Regions from separate parts of the Mus musculus genome. Here region 1 is linked to region 2. A link is a loop called in an ENCODE intact Hi-C map of the cell type or tissue named here. Cell type or tissue: heart. All regions are shown on one strand.

Evidence for each region. Peaks named below come from ENCODE experiments on the same cell type or tissue, not always from the same donor. Only the 100,000 strongest peaks of a DNase experiment are listed, where the experiment ranks them.
Region 1: a loop joins it to region 2, with 2.0 times the contacts of the local background. A loop is called at or near these places in 3 of 42 quality-filtered maps.

The regions. Positions count from the first base shown.
Region 1 is chr1:135,008,139-135,013,138 of GRCm38, reverse strand. The region is part of intron 6 of Lgr6 (leucine-rich repeat-containing G protein-coupled receptor 6); the gene reads left to right. Among named protein-coding and RNA genes, the nearest start is that of Ube2t, 48 kb to the right of the region's middle. In heart, no CTCF peak of the experiment used is centred here; a DNase peak (open chromatin) is centred at 3,097.
Region 2 is chr1:135,092,192-135,097,191 of GRCm38, reverse strand. All of the region lies in intron 1 of Lgr6 (leucine-rich repeat-containing G protein-coupled receptor 6), which reads left to right. Among named protein-coding and RNA genes, the nearest start is that of Lgr6, 11 kb to the left of the region's middle. In heart, a CTCF peak has its summit at 2,280 (motif pointing right); a DNase peak (open chromatin) is centred at 1,821; H3K27ac peaks cover 784 bases; H3K27me3 peaks cover 2,435 bases.

The DNA of each region.
Region 1 (5,000 bases), 84 kb after region 2:
ATAATCATTTGGCCGCAAGTGTTATAAACACCTTTAGGAAATCCTATAGAACCTTCCCCTTGCACATTCCATCTTTCCCCTTCCCTTTGAGCCCTGCTGTTCATAGTCTTTCCAGGATCCAACTCTGGGTGGTTGAGAAAGTGGCCAAAAGGCCTGAGTTCAAAGTCTGTTTCTGAGAATCCCAACAACTTACCTTTTTTCTCCAACCCCTGTTTCCTCGTCAATAAAAAGACGTATGAAATCCTGCCAGCTGTGCCCACTGACCCACAGCAAGAGTCCCCAGAGATCTCAGGAACTGGGCACTCTGTGTACCCAGACTCGAGTTGGGAGTCCTGAAGCAGCCTGGGGCTCGGGCAGCCTTCTCGAATGTTCTGACTGACTGCTTGCCATCAGTTTGATTGGATTTGGCTGAAAACTGCTAAGCATACAGACGAAGGGGAGGATTGGGCACAGGCAGTCGCCGCTTCCAGGCGGAGCTCCAGTTGGAGATGGGGATGGTTTCTCTTTAACCTTAGTCCTTCTCCATCTGCTTCTGGCTCCTGCGAGAGGCAAGTGAGTGCTTCTTGGGCTTCTGGCTGATTCTAGGGACTATTAAAGATAACAGACTAAAAAGCCATAGAGCCATGAATGAGTTTTCTGTCCGAAGCACAGGGCATCACAAGAATCAGACTAAGCTGTGCTTTCTAAGAGTAGAGTAGATTCTCAAAAGACTGGGATGCTGCCCTGAAACTGCCAGTCACAAAGGCTAAAGGGGTTTCCACCATGTGGTCATGTGCAATGGGCTCAAATGATAATCTTTGACAATAGATAGTCACATGTGTAGCCCTGTACCCAGACTGCAGGGAACCCAAAATAGCACCCAGGAGCTCCCTGACTTCCAAACTTCCTGCCTCCCCAGAGTGGGAGAAGATATATGCAAATAACCTCACTGCTCTTGGCCTGCCTGCCATGGGGCTTCAAGCTCAGCTATTCCAGCTGCAAAGCTGTTGCCAAATGACTGCCTGTCTCTGTGCTCAGTTTCCTGTCTCCAAACAGTGCCTACCTCAAAGGGAATGGTGGAAATCAAATGGATTAACATATGCAAACCTCCAAGAAACATAGCCCTTGCACAGTAATTACTATTATTACCAAGGCATCGTCATCCGAAATGGCTGTTCTGCACGCCGAGGAAGAAAGTGCCAGAAAACTGCTGAGAGAGTGCGTGACTCTAAGTGTAGGGATGAGGTGGAGTCCATGGAAAAAGGTATATTTGGATGCAATTTCAAAGAATGACTAGAACTTCAACAGCTGAGGGTGTAGGGAAAAGGGCATTCCAGGCAAAACCAAAGAAATGTGAAAATACATGCAGGGCTGAGATGCAGATGAAGCAAAGGATTTGATCAAGGGCATCGGAGCCCGCTAAGGAATTTGGACTTTGTTTTGTCCTTTTTTTTCTGAAAGCTGTTCTAGACTTTTCAGTGTAGGAGAGTCATAGAGTCAGTTTTGTGGTTTAAAAAGAACTTCCTGGCAGATGTGTAGTAGTCAGAAGTGAAGACGCTATACTCTAGCCACCAGGGTTCAAATCCTGGCTGCGTGCATTCATGATAATAGGCTAAATTGATGGAATAAACAGACAAAGATGTGTGTGGTGGCCCACAGACAGTAGAAGGCAGGCATTTGTTTGTTTATTTGTTTTTCTGATTACTTAACAGTTCCAGGAGAATATGGCATGTGGCATTTCTTCCACGCGGTCACTCAGGAGCCTGGGTTCTTGCCACCCCTGGAACATTTAGCTGTTGGAAAGGTAGACTGACCATGGAAGAGGAAAGCCAGCTATTTTATAAAAGTCAGAGACAGAAATGCAGATAAATTTCTACCTACCATCTTGGGGAGAAATATGGTCATGACGCCACACTTAATGCAAGGGAGGCTGGGAAATATACTCTAGCTATATTTTTAGATATTCCTTCTGTTAGGCCATCTAATAGGATTCCCTGCAATGGTAGGAATGTTCCAGATCTGTGTTTTTAAATACAATAGCTGCTAGTCATGTATTGCTATAGAACATTTGAAATGTAGCTACTGAAACTAAGATTTTTAAAAACCTGAGATAGAAATCTCATTTACTTATAATTAAATAGCCAGACATGGCTTGGAGCTCTGGTATTGGACAGTTCAGTTATAGAGTAAAAAGGGGAGGGATCTAAGCAAATAGGCAGTGCTTTCTGCCAGTTACTTGCTAGGTACTGATGATTGAGCATCGGGTGTGTTTTCTCATTTCCCTCAACTGAAAAAATGGTTGTAGGAAGAGAATCCATCTCTCCAGACTGTTGGAGGATGGAGATTGTTCAGCCAAAGGACCATAGCGAGTGCCCAGCCAGTGTTGGTCCATCCAACTATGGCCGAAGGCAGGGATAGTATGTGGCAGTCCATGAGCGAGGGCTTCCCTTCCCTCTAAATAGTTCCATTTGCTTCACAGAGCTAAGCTACTTGTTCATCTCCTCTGAATTGTGTCCTTCAATTGTCCTTCAAATGTGCCCATCTCCATAAAGTCCTCCAGGTGTGGCCTCTACAGGTGTTGCCTCTACAGGTGTGGCTTCTCCAGGTGTGGCCTCTCCAGGTGTGACCTCTCCAGGTATGGCCTCTCCAGGTGCACAACAGTCCTGATGTTTTGTGGGCTGTCCAGCATCTGCAGCAGCATACTTAGGGATCTCATCTTGTCTTGTGCTTCTCTCCACCTCACCGTTTTCCACTCTGCCCAGCAGAATGCTTTGTGTATCTTGGGACATTTGCCAACACGTGTCTATCGCATTGAGTTGAACTCACTGGGTGCAGAGAGGGTTGCAAGGACACAGTTCCTGACCATGAGAGCCAGATTCCATCTGCATAGCACAAAACAAAGCTAGAGTTTGGCAACTTCTCAGGTCATTGAACCTATGTAGACATCCAAAGGCAGCCACCTCACTGGTATGGAGTTTGCAGAGCTCTTTTGGACATTTGTATGAGTTTTCTTCTCCCACATTTCTCTATAAAAATAGCCTTCTGGTTCACATGCCTTTTACCATACGCCTTTCCCCACTGTCTGTCTACTCCTGGCAAAGTTCCTGACCAGAAACTGCCAAGGAGAACTGGAACCACTCAATTTGGCAGCCTGGACATGGGTCCAATAAGCTATATACGTGCTCCATGGGAGCGAAGTCACCCAGAACACATCCCATGGTCTCTGAGGCTCAGGGCAACCCTGACAGTGTCCCTCCTGACTATCCTGTGTCATTTTGACATCCACCTAAAAAAAAAAATCTCAAGAATGTGCCTCTTAATGTCCTGAATTCTCATGAATTTATTGATTTTTTATTATTATTAATGAGCTTGCTTAGAGTTCTTCAGTTGCTCATTCAGCACATACTTGCTGAGATCCTGCTCTGTGTCAGATATTATTCTGGTGTTTAAGATTCAAAACAGACAGAATTCTCATGTTCAAGAAGCTTTCGTTCTGGTTGGGTAGGAAGAAAAGAAATGACATGTGCCAATAAGTTCTACGAAGGCAAAGAAAGCAGGAAGTCTCTTGTGTCATAAAAATCACTCCAAAACGTAGTGACCTAAAGTACCACCTTATTATTTCTCGTGGCTTGGCTGGGCTCCCTGGGATCGTGGAGGAGGCTGTAGTCACTGGAGGCTTAGAGAGGGCTAAAGGGTCTACCACAGCTCCTCTTACTTATCGGAAGCCCCACCACTGGCTGTCAGCGCATCCTCTTGGTATAGCTCACCACTTGTGAGTCCCATTTGGGCCGCCTTACAAGCTGCTGTGAGGATTCCTAGGTTGTGAAGGCAGAAGCTGCAAGACTTTATCACTTAGGGCTAGGCCACACTATATTCCTTCTGTCTTGTATTGGTCACTGCCATCGACAAGGCCAGGCAAGTCTTCAGAGTGACACATCTTTATTCCTTATGAAAAAATATAATTCCCCGTGGGCAAGAATCGAGAATTCTGAAAGGAGCTGAACCAACTTTAAAGGGGACACTTGATTTTCAAACATTGAGACATGAAGATGAACCAGTTATGTACCGCCATGTTAGGCTAGGAGAAACTCAGAAGAGGAAGAGGTGAACTGTAATGTAACATGGAGGTAGAGTGGGTAAGAGGTTGTGTTGTTTGAAATACGCTGGTCAGAGAAGGCTTCTCTGAAGAGGGATATCTTAGGAAGGGGACTAAGTAGCCATACAATTGTCTGGGGGTAGGATATTTTAGGTAGAGGGAATATATCGCTACCAAAGGTTTTCAGACCACACATCTGCAATGCTTTTTGTTAGAGACAATGGGATAGTATTTTGAGTGAAGAAATGTCCTTGTTACTTATGGAAAATATAACTCTTCCTGGGCAACAATGGAAAGTTCTTAAAGGAACTGAACTCAGTTGAAAGGGGGCCACTTGACTGTGAAACACTGAAATGTGAAGATCAACACTTATGGAGTTGAAGATTCAAAATGTGTCTGTCTCTGTCTGTCCCCTGCTATCTGCACTTGTGCTCCTCACCCGATGCACTGGGTGATTTGTGTAGCCCTTAGTAGAACTCCAAGAACCCCAGAGTTAGAAAAGTCCTGTTTCCAGTCTCAGTACCCCTACTTTCAGTCATCTTGAACCCCATCTACCTACAGCTTTGCCCTCACACAGCCTGTGGGAACGTCTCTGTGAGAAGATCAAACTGTGATTCATGGGAGAGCAAAGTGTCTGGCTTCCTGAAGGATGGGGCAGAGCAGAGGGGTTTTCTGGTATAATTACCCAAGGTCGAAGGGGCAGTTTGAGGGTAATAGGTAATTAGTATTCATGCAGAGGGGGACAATTATCTAGCACACTGACTGCCAGACGCTTGTCACTGTTCCTCTGGCCTCCTGGGCTGGGGTCCTGGCTCTACCTGTGGCCTATTAAGTGTAATGACCCTCCTGTGGAGAAGAGCCTCTCATTATCTCTGTGTTAACATGATACTTATCCACAAAACTCTGGCGAGCTACTTTGCAATTA
Region 2 (5,000 bases):
CAGCGCTTTCTGCCTTTCCTCCCCAGGGCACACATGTAAAGCAAACAAAAGGATTGGAGGTGTTCATCAGCTAGGACTTATCAATTGTGCTTCTCAGGCCGCCAGCACTGCCAACCAACCCCAGGCAACATCTGGCACATCTGGAACCACTGCCGTAGAAGGAAAGAACTCCTTCCTTGTGTGTGTGTGTGTGTGTGTGTGTGTGTGTGTGTGTGTGTGTGTGTGTGCATTCACCAGGGACTGGGCCTTGCACATTGTAGACGAGTACCACTGAACTACATTTCTAGCTTTTGGCTTTTAAATTTAATTTGTTTTTAGGTGTATATTTGCTTCACTTGCGTGCATACCTGTGAGTCGTGTATATGCCTGGTGCCTATGAAGGCTAGAAGGCGGCACTGCATTCTCTGTGATTGGAGTCACAGACACTTGTAAGCTGCCAGGTGGATCCTGGGAATGGAGTCTGGGTCCTCTGGAAGAGCAGCCATTGTTTTAAACCATCAGCTCACCTCTCCAGTCCCTGTTTAAAGCCTAAGATGGTCATTCTCCCTGCGTAGCCTCCTGAGCGCATGGTGCCCACGCCCAGGGTACCAGTGTGTTTCATTACGTCTGCCGGCCTGTTTCTGTAGCTCTAAACTGGAAACAATCACAGCAGACTCTGAGACAGACATTTGTAATTCAGCACAGTGCTTGGCACACCGCCATGGCTGACACGAGGCGGTTACGTAGGAGGGACTCTGCTATTCCCTTGGGAGAAGCATTTGGAAGGAGAAACTGAGTCTGTCTGTCTAGGACTTTGCTGAGGGTGATATCCAGAGGGCTTGTTCGAGAACAGAGTTCCTCTCTCTCTCTCTGCCACTTGCCCGATCTCTTTTGGCCTTAGAGGTGTTGGGGAAGGTGGGAGTGTCCCCGTGGCAGCACTCAGGAAGGTGCTGAGTGTCTCCTGTTGCACCAGTGTCTGAATGTGGTCCCCAGGGCCAAGGCCAAGGCCAATGGCTAATGCAGGGGAAAGAGAGGAACAGTGCTGGCAGACTCCTCATCACTGCCTCTCAACCTAACCCCGGAGATTGCTGGGCTCTCTGTAAGGGGCAAGAGCGTGTCCTCTTATTCAGGAATAAACAGGGGAATCAGAGGCACAAGCCCCAGCCAACCAGGGTTGATTGCAACTCCACTGTGACTTGGGATTTGGACTGCACCCCACCTGTTACCACGGGCTCCTGGGAAACAGGCCCAAATCGGCTGCTGCTGAAAGGTCTTTAACATGCCCTAGAGGAGGGAGCCTTTCCAGGTGACCCATTCTGTGGCTTCTTTCTGATAGGTCTCCAGGCCTCTCTGGTTTGCTCTGTGTTCCCCATGCATGCTATGAGGCAGGAGCGTAGGCTGAAGCCCAGCGACTTGTGAATTCTGGTGACACCTCTCACCCTAAGTCATGCAGTAAACACTCCCTTCCCATCTTGTTAACGGCTAGTGAGGAAGCTACTTGAACCCCCAGGCTGTCTCAGGGAGTAAACACTCGCTCACTCATTGACTGGCCGGACACAGACAGGATGCTTGCTCCCTGAGAGCCTCTGCATAAGGTTCTTTGCGTGAATGTCCCATGTGAGGACAAGACCACTGCTATCTCCTCTGAAAGGATGAGGCTATGGGGTCACAGAAGGGAGAAAAAGAGCCAAAGGTGAGCTTGGACTCCGTAGTCCATGCATGGTCTCCTCTGGGCCCGAGGCTCAAAACAAGCTGATAAGACAAACGCAAATAACACACACGAGGCGCCTTGTGGGAAGTGAGAAGTGCTGTAGGCGGGGTCAGATAACCACATGCCCTGGGCAGGCAGGGCAGAGGACAGGCTCCGCTGAACTAACTGAGGTCTCATGTGGGAATCCCTCTGAGAGGCAGTTGTGGTGTGAAAGAAAAGCCACAGGCCCTTGAGTGAATGATCTATGAGGACTGTTTGCCAGGTAGTGTAAGTCTCTCCCTGCTGATCTGTAGGAAGCAAGAGCCTGCCCAGGGGAAGGGCTTTTCACACAGGGAATGTGACTTTATTTTCTTTGAAAATATTAGGTATTATTAGAAACCGTCTGCATGAGTCTGTCTCTGAGTCCGAGTCCGTCTCTTTGATGGGGCTTTTTTTACTATCAGATTCGGAGCTCACGGGGTTCTTAACTCTGACTATCCTTTCACTTTAGACTGGGAGGGAGTCTCCTGCAGGCCTGGTCTATGCTCCCCGGCCCTTTTACTCAGTACCCTGTCAAACTTCCTCTTGCTTGTAGGCCCATAATATGGGTTTCTTCCTGCAGGGGGTGCTCTGGGTAGGGCCGGACAGACAGTCCACCTATAGGTATTTGGTCTTTGCTTCCTTCCTGTCAGCTCTAGATCTGGGGCAGTGAGGGTGTTTGAGGATGGGAAGGCTGGATCCAGTGTCCAGGTATTGCAAGAGTTGAGGCAGGAAGGGCTGTAAACAAATCCCCTGCCTTTGTGGTGGACCAAGCGGAGGAGGCAGGGAGGAGACAAGAAAGGAAGGCAACCATTGTTTAGGACAAAAGCAAGAGAGAATTGGGGCAGGACCTGGGTTCCCACCCTGCTTACCTGAGGACAGGTAGGTACTCAGAACCCTAGAGGATTGGAGGTGAGAGTCAGGTACCTCTGACTCCACCCTGGGCCCAAATCCTCCAATTACCTGGACATCAGCCTGTGAGTCACCCTGTCACTTGCCACCTATGCACTGCTTTGAAGGGCTCTAACTTGGGTCAGCACTCTGCTATTTCCACATGAGAGACTTTTATTTTGCACTGGATCCTGTTAAGTGTGCAACCCCCTCTCAGACTCTTAGGCCATCAGAGCCTCACACTCTGGTTTGTAGGGATGGGGTGTGTGTGTGTGTGTGTGTGTGTGTGTGTGTGTGTGTGTGTGTGTGTGTGTGTGTGTGATTTTTACCTTGACTTAGCTTCCATTTCAGGTAGTCATATGTTCTGTCTGTTCCTGAATGTTCCTCTTCATATGAACTAGGGACTGTCTATTATATATGATAGAGTTCCCCCTTACACTCAAGACGCTCCAGTTAGATGTCTAAGAGCTCAGTTAGTACCATGCCCTATATAATATGTGCTTCTACATGCTCACAGCGAACAAATATTACTTAGGTTATTAATTAAGCATGGGAATGTCACCAACAGTAACAATAAAATGAAATAGAACGATGAAAGAGACCTCACAGATGCTGTGACCCAATAGACACATTGCTGTCCCATTGCCCCTTGATGGTGACCCCTTTAGGTCTGATGGTTGGGGGATGGAAGGAAGGGACATCTATCTGTGGAATGCAGTGGTGTAGACGTGAGCTTTTGTCCAGATACACCAGAGGGGTCTAGGATTAGAGAAAGACTGGGCATCTCCAGGTTGCAGGTGATATTTAGTTTAAGAATGGCACCTGGTGGCCGGGTGGAAGTGGCACTTGCCTTTAATCCCAGCACTAGGGAAGCAGAGACAGGTAGATCTCTTGAGTTTGAGGCCAGTCTGGTCTACAGGCAGAGTTCTAGGACAGCCAGGGCTACACAGAGAAACCCTGTCTCAACAAAACAAAACAAAACAAAACAAAACAAAACAAAACAAAACAAAACAAAACAAAACAAAACAAAACAAACGAAAATGAATGGCATCTGCAGGGCCCAGGGCTATGGAGTATGCTGTGCTGAGGTGGGCAGGGAAGCACACTCAGTCCAGGTGGGATAGGTCGAGGGCTCCGATGCAAAGGCATTTGTTTAGTGGGAAGGAGGGAGGGAGGGAGGGAGGAAGGGAGGAGGGGAGGAGGGTAGGGAGGGAAGGGAAAAGAGAGAGAGAGAGAGAGAGAGAGAGAGAGAGAGAGAGAGAGTCCTGTATGGCAGACTCCATCCAAGTGCCAACACACTTGGTTAAGGGCACCACCCCCCAGCAGTCAGTCTGTCTGGGTTTAGATCCTGGCTCAGTACTCAGGAAGAGACTCTTGTTAGCTTCTTCCTATAAAATGGAATTAATGATACATACCACATGGGGATTGTGAGGACCACTGACACATCATAACCAGTTAGTGGACATTAGCCATCATTACGTTTGTTTCGACCAACAAATATTTCTTGAGTGTGTACTTGGTAGCAGACAAAGCTGAACTAGACCGTGGCATTAATTCTCAGTATTAGTGGTCCTTTCTTATTAAAAGTTCTAACTTTCTGCAGTTTCAGTTATCTGTGGCCAAACAAGGCCTGGAAATGTTACATGGAAAATCTCAGAAGTAAATAGTTGATCGTTTAAAATCGTGTGACATCCTCAGTAGCGTGATGGCGTCGTGCTGTCTCCGTCTCAGCAGAGCTCTGTTGCATCCCGTGTCCAAGGTTTCTGTGCTGTGTATGCACCTTCTTGATAGTCACTCAGTAGCCTTTTGCTACTCAGTTCATCTGAGAGGACCCTGCAGGGCAAGCAGGCCTTGGTTTAACAACCTTTGCTTTATGTCAAGATGGCCCCAAGTGCAAGAACAGGGAAATTGCAAATTCCTTTAAATTAAAAAAAAAAAAGTATAATAAACTTCTTTTAAGAGAGAATGAAGAATGCATGCACATTCGCTTAATTTTTATTAGAGTATATTCACTTAATTTTTATTAGAGTATATTGTTATAATTATCCTGTTTTAGTGTTGCTATTGATAGTATCTTACTATGCCTAATTTATTAATAATGTATATAAAGCATGTATGTAGTATATAGGCTTTGATATTATATGAGATCTTAGGCATATTGAGGTGTACCCCTCTTGGGTAAAGGGGACACTGTGTAATAGACAGTCCCTAGTCCACCCAGGGAGGAAGGCACTCCCGAGCTTCCAGATGTGGGAAGCCCTCCACCCTGGCTGCCCAACCTTCCAGGCTCACCCTGCTCTCCGCTGGGCTCTTCCCTACAGCGTCCATTCTTTGCAGTGTGAAGGGATCAGTAGGCCCCCTCCCCTTATGTCTGCAACTCCCCTGACCCTACCTGTCTAGA